Linked DNA regions of Homo sapiens: region 1 is linked to region 2. A link is an interaction called in ENCODE POLR2A ChIA-PET data of the cell type or tissue named here. Cell type or tissue: MCF 10A. All regions are shown on one strand. Region 1 overlaps TRAPPC5 (trafficking protein particle complex subunit 5). Region 2 overlaps LOC105372263 (a long non-coding RNA gene).

Region 1 (5,000 bases), 100 kb before region 2:
GGCACTGGAGCACACAACAGTGGCATGGGTCGAGGGTGTCCCAGGGCCCCTCGCGGTTCTCCCTCCTTTCCTCCCGGCCTGCTCCCCTTCCCATTGCCCCTGACACCTGCACTTCCTGGTCTCCCCGCAGGGTGGCGGCGGCATGGAGGCGCGCTTCACGCGCGGGAAGTCGGCGCTGCTGGAGCGCGCGCTGGCGCGGCCGCGCACCGAGGTGAGCCTGAGCGCCTTCGCACTGCTGTTCTCCGAGCTGGTACAGCACTGCCAGAGCCGCGTCTTCTCCGTGGCCGAGCTGCAGTCGCGCCTGGCCGCGCTGGGCCGCCAGGTGGGCGCGCGCGTGCTGGATGCGCTGGTGGCGCGCGAAAAGGGTGCCCGGCGTGAGACCAAGGTGCTAGGCGCGTTGCTCTTCGTCAAGGGCGCCGTGTGGAAGGCGCTCTTCGGCAAGGAGGCGGACAAGCTGGAGCAGGCCAACGATGACGCGCGCACCTTCTACATCATCGAGCGCGAGCCGCTCATCAACACCTACATCTCCGTGCCCAAGGAGAACAGCACGCTCAACTGCGCCAGCTTCACGGCGGGCATCGTGGAGGCGGTGCTCACACACAGCGGCTTCCCTGCCAAGGTCACGGCGCACTGGCACAAGGGCACCACGCTCATGATCAAGTTCGAGGAGGCAGTCATCGCTCGAGACCGGGCCCTGGAGGGCCGCTGACCCTGCCGGAGATAAAGGATACAGAGAGCCCCTCCCCACGTGTGTCTTGTGTCTTGTGTGGCGGCCTTAGATCCACTCAGTACCTTGAGCCACAGCCCTGCCCCAGGCTGGGGAGGGAGGCCAGGTCCGAATGTGTTTACAGTAGAGTGGGGGCGGGTCTGGCCATAGGGTTGGGGGGTTGAGTGAGACCAGGAGTGGTGGGGAGAAATAAACCCGGCAAAAGGAGTTGGTGGGAAATGCTGGCAGGTTCTGGAATCACGGTTGGAGGCTGTCTGCAGGCTGGAGGGGGCATGGGGTCCTGGGAGACGCATCAGGCTGAGACAGACGCCTTTAGACTGGGGGTGGGCAAACTGCGCAAAGTGCCAGATGGGCAATATTTTATGCCATGTGGTCTTTATTATTATTTTTTTTATTTGTTGAGATAGAGTCTTGCTCTGTCGCCCAGGCTGGAGTGCAGTGGCACCATCTCACCTCACTGCAAACCTCCACCTTGGGTTCACGTGATTCTCCTGCCTCAGCTTCCCAAGTAGCTGGGATTACAGGTGCCTCCCACCACACCCGGCTAATTTTTGTATTTTTAGTAGAGATGGGGTTTCACCATGTTGGTCAGGCTGGTCTCGAACTCCTCATCTCAGGTGATCCGCCCACTTCAGCCTCCCAAAGTGCTGGGATTACAGGCGTGAGCCACTGCTGTGCCGCCATGTGCTCTTGCCCCATTACTCCGCTGATGTACTGAATGCAACCACAGACAACATGTAAAGGAGTGGGTGTCACCGTGTGCCTAGAAAACAGGCAGAGGGAGATTGTTTGCCTTCTTCCCTCATTTATTATATTTTTCAGAGACAGGGTTTTGTTCTGTCGCCCAGGCTGGAGTGCAGTGGCAGCATCTCGGCTTCGGCTCACTGCAAGCTCCGCCTCCCGGGTTCATGTCATTCTCCTGCCCCAGCCTCCCGAGTAGCTGGAACTACAGGTGCCCACCACCACACCTGGCTAATTTTTCGTATTTTTAGTAGAGACGGGGTTTCACCATGTTAGCCAGGATGGTCTCGATCTCCTCACCTCGTGATCTGCCCACCTCGGCTTCCCAAAGTGCTGGGATTACAGGCGTGAGCCATGGCGCCCAGCCATGCCCAGCTAATTTTTAAAAAATTTTTGTAGAGATGGGGGCTCTTATTAGGTTGCCCAGGCTGGTCTCAAACTCTTGGCCTCAAGCAATCCTTCCACCTTGGCCTCCGTAAGTGCTGGGGTTACAGGCGTGAGCCAAATCAAAGTGTGTTCTGTAGATCAGCAGTAGCAGCATCAACTGGGAGTTGGTCCATAATGCAGTCTCAGGCCCACCCCAGAGCTGCTGAATCTGAGGGTGCATTTTAGCGAGGCCCCCAGGGGATTCCTGGGGACCTTAGATTGAGATGCAGGCTTTAGGGTATCAGAATCACCAGGAGGGGCCACGTGCGGTGGCTCACGCCTGTAATCCCAGCACTTTGGGAGGCTGAGGCAGGTGGATCACCTGAAGTCAGGAGTTCGAGACCAGCCTGGCTAACATGGCAAAACCCCGTCTCTACTAAAAATAGAAAACATTAGCCGGGTGTGGTGGCACATGCCTGTAATCCCAGCTACTTGGGAGGCTGAGGCAGGAGAATCGCTCCAACCCGGGAGGTGGAGGTTGCAGTGAGCCGAGATTGCACCATTGCACTCCAGCCTGGGCAACAAGAGCGAAACTCCATCTAAAAAACAAAAAGGTCAGGCGCGGTGGCTCACGCCTATAATCCCAGCACTTTGGGAGGCCGAGGCAGGCGGATCACGAGGTCAGGAGTTCGAGCCAGCCTGGCCAATATGGTGAAACCCTGTCTCTACTAAAAATACAAAAATTAGCTGGGCATGGAGGTGCATTCCTGTAGTCCCAGCTACCTAATTTTTTGTATTTTTAGTAGAGATGAGGTTTCACTGTGTTGGCCAGTCTGGTCAATACTTTAAAGTTAATTTTAAAGTCCAGGATGATACAAACACATTTCCCTTGTTAAAAAAATTTTAAAATAAGTGGGGTGCAGTGGTGCACACCTGGAGTCCCAGCTATTCAGGAGGCCGAGGCAGAAGGATCGCTTGAGGCCAGGGGTTGGTGTCCAGCCTGGGCAACATAGTGAGACCTTGTCTAAAAGAATTTGAAATAAGGCCAGGCGTGGCGACTTATGTCTGTAATCCCAGCACTTTGAGAGGCCGAGGTGGGCAGATCACTTGAGGCCGGAAGTTTGAGACCAACCTGGTCAACATGGCAAAACCCATCTTTACTAAAAATACAAAAATTAGCTGGGCGTGGTGGCAGGCACCTGTAATCCCAGCTACTTGGGAGGCTAAGGCAGGAGGATCACTTAAACCTGGGAGGCGGAGGTTGAAGTGAGCCAAGATCACACCACTGGCACTCCAGCCTGAGCAACAGAGTGAGACCCTGTCTTAAAAAAGAAAAAAAAAGTAATGTATTACACCTCAGGCAATTTTCCTTTCCCTTTTTGTTCACCACACTTGGTTCCTGATAACTCCTCCTCTCCCCCAAGGAAAGTTCTTCCAGATTTTTTGGGGGAACCATGATCCAATCTTCCCTGCTTCCTTTCCACCGCCCCCCAGAATGTGAACAGACAGGTCTGTTCAGAAAAGGAACTGCAGGGACTGTCAGCTGGGCTCCCCTCACTGGTTATGAGAAGGGCCAAAGGGGTCGGTGTCACCTCTAGATTTGTTTAGGATGCTCTGTTGGACTGCCTGGTGGACCAGGGCTGAGGGCTTGGTCAGGGCAGTCTCAGCCATCCTAGCAAGAGGCATTGAGCAGGGTGGGCTTCAGCACACTGGGGAGAAGGTGGCGTCTCTAGGATGAATGAAACCATTGAGCAACCACCACACATAGCCCCAGGGCTGATCCTGGAATAGCTGTTGGCTGTTGGAGGTGGAGGGAGGCGCCGGGAGAGGGCTTGGGCAGGATGATAGCCTGAATCTGGAATGAGGGGGAGGCGTCTAGGGGGCCAGCAGATGCACAGGTCTTGGGGTTTGGGGTCTGGAGTTCTGGAGGGAGGTCTGGGCGTCTGCACAGACACAGAAACCACAGTCCTGGATGGGGGACGGAGGGAGGGGAACATGGTGTCTGAGAAGCTGGATTTCAGAGCAAAATGCAGGACGCTTTGGGCTAAGCAGCCCCAGGCAGGTCCTCTGAGACCCTGGCGAGAGGGGCTTCCAGGGCCGGCCAGGGCAGGGGCCATTCTTCTGTCCAGAGGCGGGGCTGTGAGGGATGTCAGAGAAATCGGGAGGGAGGAAGAGGGGCTGCGGGAATTTGTAAGCTGGGAGTGCAGGGCCCAGGGTCTGTTCCCACGCCCCATCCCCACCGGCCACCGAGGGTGAGTTAGGGGGCTTGAGGAGAAGGGAAAACGTTTGAACAAGCTGTAGGGTTATGAGGCTGGGCCCGGGGTTGGGGCAAGGGAGGATGAAGAGAAAGAAGAGCCTGTGGTTCGGCAGCTTCTGATCACAGCAGCTCTAACTTACGGTGCTCTGGGCTGCAAGGAAGGTCTTCCCCTGGACCCTCCAGGTGGGTGGGTGAGAGGAAGAGGAGGAGGAGGAGCCAGGCACCAGCCCTTGGTGAGCTGGGCAAGCAGCATCAGCTCATTTCACAGGCAGGTTCCAAAAGAAGTCATGTGCCCATGGTCACACAGATTAATTATTATTATTATTATTATTTAGAGATGGAGTCTCACTCTGTCGCCCAGGCTGGAGTGCAGTGGTGCGATCTCAGATCTCAGCCTCCTGGGTTCAAGCAATTCTCCTGCTTCAGCCTCCTGAATAGTTGGGACTATAGGCATCCGCCACCACACCCAGCTAATTTTTGTATTTTTAGTGGAGACGGGGTTTCACCATGTTGGCCAGGCTGGTCTGGAACTCCTGACCTCAAGTGATCTGCCCGCCTTGGCCTCCCAAAGTGCTAGGATTACAGGCGTGAGCCACCGCACCTGGCTGGCTTTTTCTCTTTTCTTCTTCTTTTTTTTTGAGACAGGTTCTCACTGTCGCCCAGGCTGAGAGCAGGGGCACAATCCTCCCACCTCGGCCTCCCAAGCAGCTGGGACCAAGTTGCCCATCACTACACCTCTAGTTTTTGTATTTTTTGTAGAGATGGGGCCTCACTATGTTGCCCAGGCTGGCCTCAAACTCCTGAACTCAAGCAGTCCTCCCACCTCAGCCTCCCAAAGCGCTGGGATGACAGGCATGAGCCACTGTGCGCAGCTGGCTTTGGCCTTTTATCTGAGCTGGAGGAAACTTC
Region 2 (5,000 bases):
ACACCTGTAATCCCAGCTACTCAAGAGGCTGAGGCAGCAGAATCACTTGAACCCGGGAGGCAGAGGTTGCAACGAGCCGAGGTCTTACCACTGCACTCCAGCCTGGGCAACAGAGTGAAACTCCATCTCAAAAAAAAAAAAAAAAAAAAGACCGTGTTTCCCAATTTTAAAAGTCACATTCACAGATACCAGAGGTTAGGCATTCAGCATGTCTTTTTGGGAGCTATAAATCAACCCACTAAACCACGGACATCTTTATTTGTTCTTCATTTTACCTAAAATGTTTCTCATATTTTAGTGTTATGTAAGATATTTCTGTAGGATCCCAGAAATTACCACTTCTCAAATTAAGAAAGCTTTATTCTGTTCTCTCTTTATTAAGCATTTAGTTTTTGTGCCTGTCTTCATTTTTAAATGAATAATGGGTATTGAATAGATATATCTCATAAATGTAATGTAGAGAGGACAAAAACAAGTTACGGAAGGATATAGACCATGTGGTAACACTCCTGTAAAGTTTTCAGATGTGCAAAACAAACCAGCATAGGTCAGGCATGGCAGCTCATGCCTGTAATCCCAACACTTTGGGAGGCTGAGGTGGGTGGATCACCTGAGGTCAGGAGTTCAAGATCAGCCTGACCAATATGGTGAAACCCCGTCTCTACTAAAAATACAAAAATTAGCCAGGTGTGGGGGAGTGTGCCTGTGGTCCCAGCTATTCAGGAGGCTGAGACAGAAGAATTGCTTGAACCTGGGAGGCAGACGTTGCAATGAGCCGAGATCGTACCACTGCACTCCAGCCTGGGTAACAGAGTGAGACTTCTTCTCAAAAAAAAAAAAATCCAAAATATTGTCCTTGGGTACATGCATAATTATTTTAAATAGGATAAACACCAAGTTTGGGAGGGCAGTTACCTTGGGGAGGGGAATAGGAGCAGGGTGGGGTACAAGGGACCTCCACTCTATTTGTTATGATTTGTTACGTAATGATGCTTTACTTTTAAGGTGATCTGAAATACATGAAGATGTCAAAACTTGAAAAAGCCGAGTGAAAGGCATAGCGTTTATATTTGTTTCTACAAACCTCTTTGCATGCTTCGTAATAAAAAAGCAAAGCCAAAATTCAGAGCGACAACCAATGTGCCACATGCCCTTTGCAGTGGGCTGGCTTCCCTGGTTACAGCAACCCTCTCATCTCTGCAGAGAATGGAAACCAGAGTGGTCATGGCCTTGGAGCTGAATCTTGTGACTTTCACCTTCTTCCCACATTTGTCCAAACCTCTTGTCCCTGCTCTTCAGGTCCTTGTGTGATGTGACCCAGCTGACACCCTAGCCCCAGATGACTGCCCCTGAATTAGTCTCAGCTTCTCCAACCTGTTCCCTTATCCTCTATTCTTGCATGTGCTGATACCGTATTGAGAACGTTCTTTAATGTTATTTATCTCCTCTGGAATAATTCTGACTCCCTCCTCAAGCATCACCTCCTCCAGGAAGCCCTCTCGGATCCTCCAGGCTCAGCCAGTGTCTCCAGTGGTCCTCACAGTCTCCTGTACTTCCCAAGCTCATCATATTGTCTTCAAATTCCGTGGTTACATGTTCCCCACTCGCCTGAGAAACAGGCCTCCCTTCCTTGTCCTGGGCCAGGGATAGATGTGGAGGTCTGCTGCCTCCTTCTAGGACCTCTCTTCCGCTCTCAGTTACCCCGCAGCGAGGTCTGGGCACAGGACATTGATGGGCAGCCTTCTGGCTTCCTCACTAAGCTGGACAGCTCCGCCCTGGCTCGCCAAGGCAGCTTCAGCCACAGGTGTATCCAGCAGAGCCTCTATCTCCTCCATAAGGTCTGATGAAACACTGCCATCTAAATCCTTTCCCCAGAACACATTCCTATGGTTGCCCTGGACAGAGATTGTGCAATCCTTGCAGTTTTTCTGATTTCCTCCCTTTGAGCACCTGTCCCTAAAAGCCTCAGAATGAAGAGGGCGTGCCCTCCAAAAAGTTCCTGCCCTACGGTTAAGCCTGCTGCTAAGTCAGCTTTCAGCGCTCCGTTTCTGATGATGAAAGCAAGATGAGTCAGATGGTTTGGGAACAAGGGAACTTCTAGAAAGAAGAGTCTAGGAAGCTAAGTTTTGTTAACCCTTCAGCGTCTCCTAAGCACTGCTAACTTTTAATGTTTAACCCTTCCTCCTCCCTCTGTACCATAGACATCCATTCTGATGTGTTTGATACATGCCCTTACATTAGTTTTTTAAGGAAAATATGCTTACATTTGCCTTTCTTATTGCTATAAATTTATGGGGTACAGGTGTAATTTTGTTGCATGCATAGATTTCATAGTAGTGAAGTCATATCCTTAATATTTATACATACTTGGAGTGTGTGTGTATGTGTGTGTGTGTGTGTGTGTGTGTGTGTTATTGAATCAAATCATTTCTGCTTCTCCCAGCTCTAGGCTACTAAGAATCTGGACTGCTGCTGCCTGTACAACTAGTTGATTACGATTTGTTTCATGTGTGTACTCACTACACTTTACTTACTCTTTGCCTGCTCAGGGTCTTGTAGGTTACCCCCAACTCTGCTACTGTAAACAACACTGTGTTGAACATCCTTGTAAATGCCCTTGGAGAAACCTTCTCTAAAAAGTATCTCTTTTTAAAATATCAGAGGGTATATGCCACCTGTATTTCACTACATACTTCCAGACTGTTTTCCAAATTACTGAACTAATTTATACTTCCACCAGCAGTGAGCAACAGTTCCCACTTCCTCACATCTTCACCAACACTTAATACTATGCATCTTTTTAATGGTTGCATTTTAATTGGTATAAGGTTGTACCTCATTATTTTTTCTACAATTAAGTAGACATTAAACTTTCCTGAAATATGTGCTCAATCTTTGGCTTCTTCTATGAATTGCCTTTTCATTCCCCTGGCCCATTTTTCAATTGATTTTTGTGTGTGGGTGTTTCTTTGTTTGTTTTGTTTTGTTTTTTGTTTTGTTTCTTGGGACAGAGTCTTGCTCTGTCACCCAGGCTGGAGTGCAGTGGCACAATCTCAGCTCACTGCAACCAACCTCTGCCTCCCGGTTCAAGCAATTCTCCTGCCTCAGCCTCCAGGGTAGCTGAGATTACAGGCGCCCACCACGCCTGGCTAATTTGTATTTTTAGTAGAGACGAGGTTTCACCATGTTGGCCAGGCTGGTCTCGAACTCCTGACCTCAGGTGATCCACCTGCCTCAGCCTCCCAAAGTGCTGGGATTACACATGTGGGCCACTGCGCCTGGCTGGCCCTTTTATGTTAATTCTTCTGACCTCTGGAAACATTAGCTATCTTTATCCAAATCCTTTTTACAGTATTCTCTAATTGAATTTAAATTTTTTTCTCTGCAGATATGTCCTGTGCATTTTTTTTATTTTTATTTTACAGTCTTCCTCTATTACCCAGCTAGAGTGCAGTGGCACTATCATAGCTCACTACAGCCTGGAGCCTCGAACTCCTGGGCTCAAGTGATCCTCCCACCTCAGTCTTCAGAGTAGCTGGGACTACAGGCGCATGCCACTACATTTGACTAATTTTTGTATTTTTTGTAGAGAGGAGGGCCTCACCATGTTGCCCAGGCTGGTCTTGAACTCTTGGGCCCAAGCGATCTACCCGCCTCAGCCTCCCAAAAGGCCGGGATTACAGGCATGAGCCACCGCACCTGGCCTCTGGTGCATTCTTTATTGATTCTTAGATACACGATAATTTGAGTTGCTATTTTAGAGGCTTTATTTTTCATTAACTTTCTAGTTTGTTGTTTCTATTAATTTTAGTAATGTAATCACTCTGTGCAAATGCTCTTCGTAGTTGCAATCTTTACATTTATTCCTCTATGTAGGTGATAATATTTTTTTTTTTTTGAGGTGGAGTCTCGCTGTGTCCCCGAGGCTGGAGTGCAGTGGCGCGATCTTGGCTCACTGCAAGCTCCGCCTCCCGGGTTCACGCCATTCTCCTGCCTCAGCTTCCCGTGTAGCTGGGACTACAGTCGCCCGCCACCATGCCCGGCTAATATTTTGTATTTTTAGTAGAGACGGGGTTTCACCTTGTTAGCCAGGATGGTCTCGATCTCCTGACCTCGTGATCCGCCCACCTCAGCCTCCCAAAGTGCTGGGATTACAGGCGTCAGCCACCGCGCCCGGCTGGTTATAATATTTTAAAATACCTGGCACATGGCAGGTATTCAATGTTTGTTGAAAGAATGCATGAACATTGAGAGTTTTTGATGAACCTGAGATGGTTCTGGGTAGACATGCGTAACTTCATTGTTTCTCGGTGTTTCTTTGAGAGAAGCCCCGTCACTGTACTCTTTTCAGGGTTGGTAAAAGAAAACTGGGGCTTCTAGGCTGGCCGCCGTGGCTCACACCTGTAATCCCAGCACTTTGGGAGGTCAAGGAAGGCGGATCATCTGAGGTCACGAATTCGAGACCAGCCTGTCCAACACGGTGAAACCCCATCTCTACTAAAAATACAAAAATTAGCCAAGCGTGGTGGCACGCACCTGTAATCCCAGCTACTTGGGAGGCTGAGGCAGGAGAATCGCTTGAACTTGGGAGGCGGAGGTTGCAGTGAGCCGAGATTGCATCACTGCACTCCAGCCTGGACAACAAAGGGAGACTCTGTCTCAAAAGAAAAAAAGAAAAAGAAAGTTGAGGCTTCCTGAAGCTACACACTGCACAGCCCCATCCGCCACCCACCAAGTGGTAGAGTCCTGCAGCTCAGCAGACCACCTCCTCAACAAAACCTCTGTTTGCTCTCTTCTGGCACAGAGGGAGTGAATCAAGGTCAGGTTCAGACCCAGCCTCTGAGGAGGGACCTGAACTGGCCTGGGGAGCTACGCCTTGGGGGCTTTCTCAGGAGCCAGCAGGGGTTACAATTTGGTCGGGTCCAGTGTGTCCCTCTCAGGCGGAAACCCAGCCCCAGGCCCATAAGAGAGGGGTCCAAGCTCCAAAGAGAAGCCTCCAG

The links. Peaks named below come from ENCODE experiments on the same cell type or tissue, not always from the same donor. Only the 100,000 strongest peaks of a DNase experiment are listed, where the experiment ranks them.
Region 1: POLR2A ChIA-PET joins it to region 2 with 5 read pairs; 14 of 35 experiments call an interaction of 5 or more read pairs at or near these places.

What each region holds. Positions count from the first base shown.
Region 1 is chr19:7,682,112-7,687,111 of GRCh38, forward strand. TRAPPC5 (trafficking protein particle complex subunit 5) reads left to right here. Exons shown (of 2, transcript NM_001042462.2): 2 at 131-5,000. The coding sequence starts at 143. The coding sequence ends at 709. Among named protein-coding and RNA genes, the nearest start is that of TRAPPC5, 3.8 kb to the left of the region's middle. RefSeq lists silencers at 1-246, 2,798-2,980. In MCF 10A, no CTCF peak of the experiment used is centred here; no DNase peak of the experiment used is centred here.
Region 2 is chr19:7,782,293-7,787,292 of GRCh38, forward strand. It overlaps LOC105372263 (a long non-coding RNA gene), which reads left to right. Exons shown (of 5, transcript XR_001753858.2): 5 at 1,204-2,892. Among named protein-coding and RNA genes, the nearest start is that of CLEC4M, 22 kb to the left of the region's middle. In MCF 10A, no CTCF peak of the experiment used is centred here; a DNase peak (open chromatin) is centred at 1,969.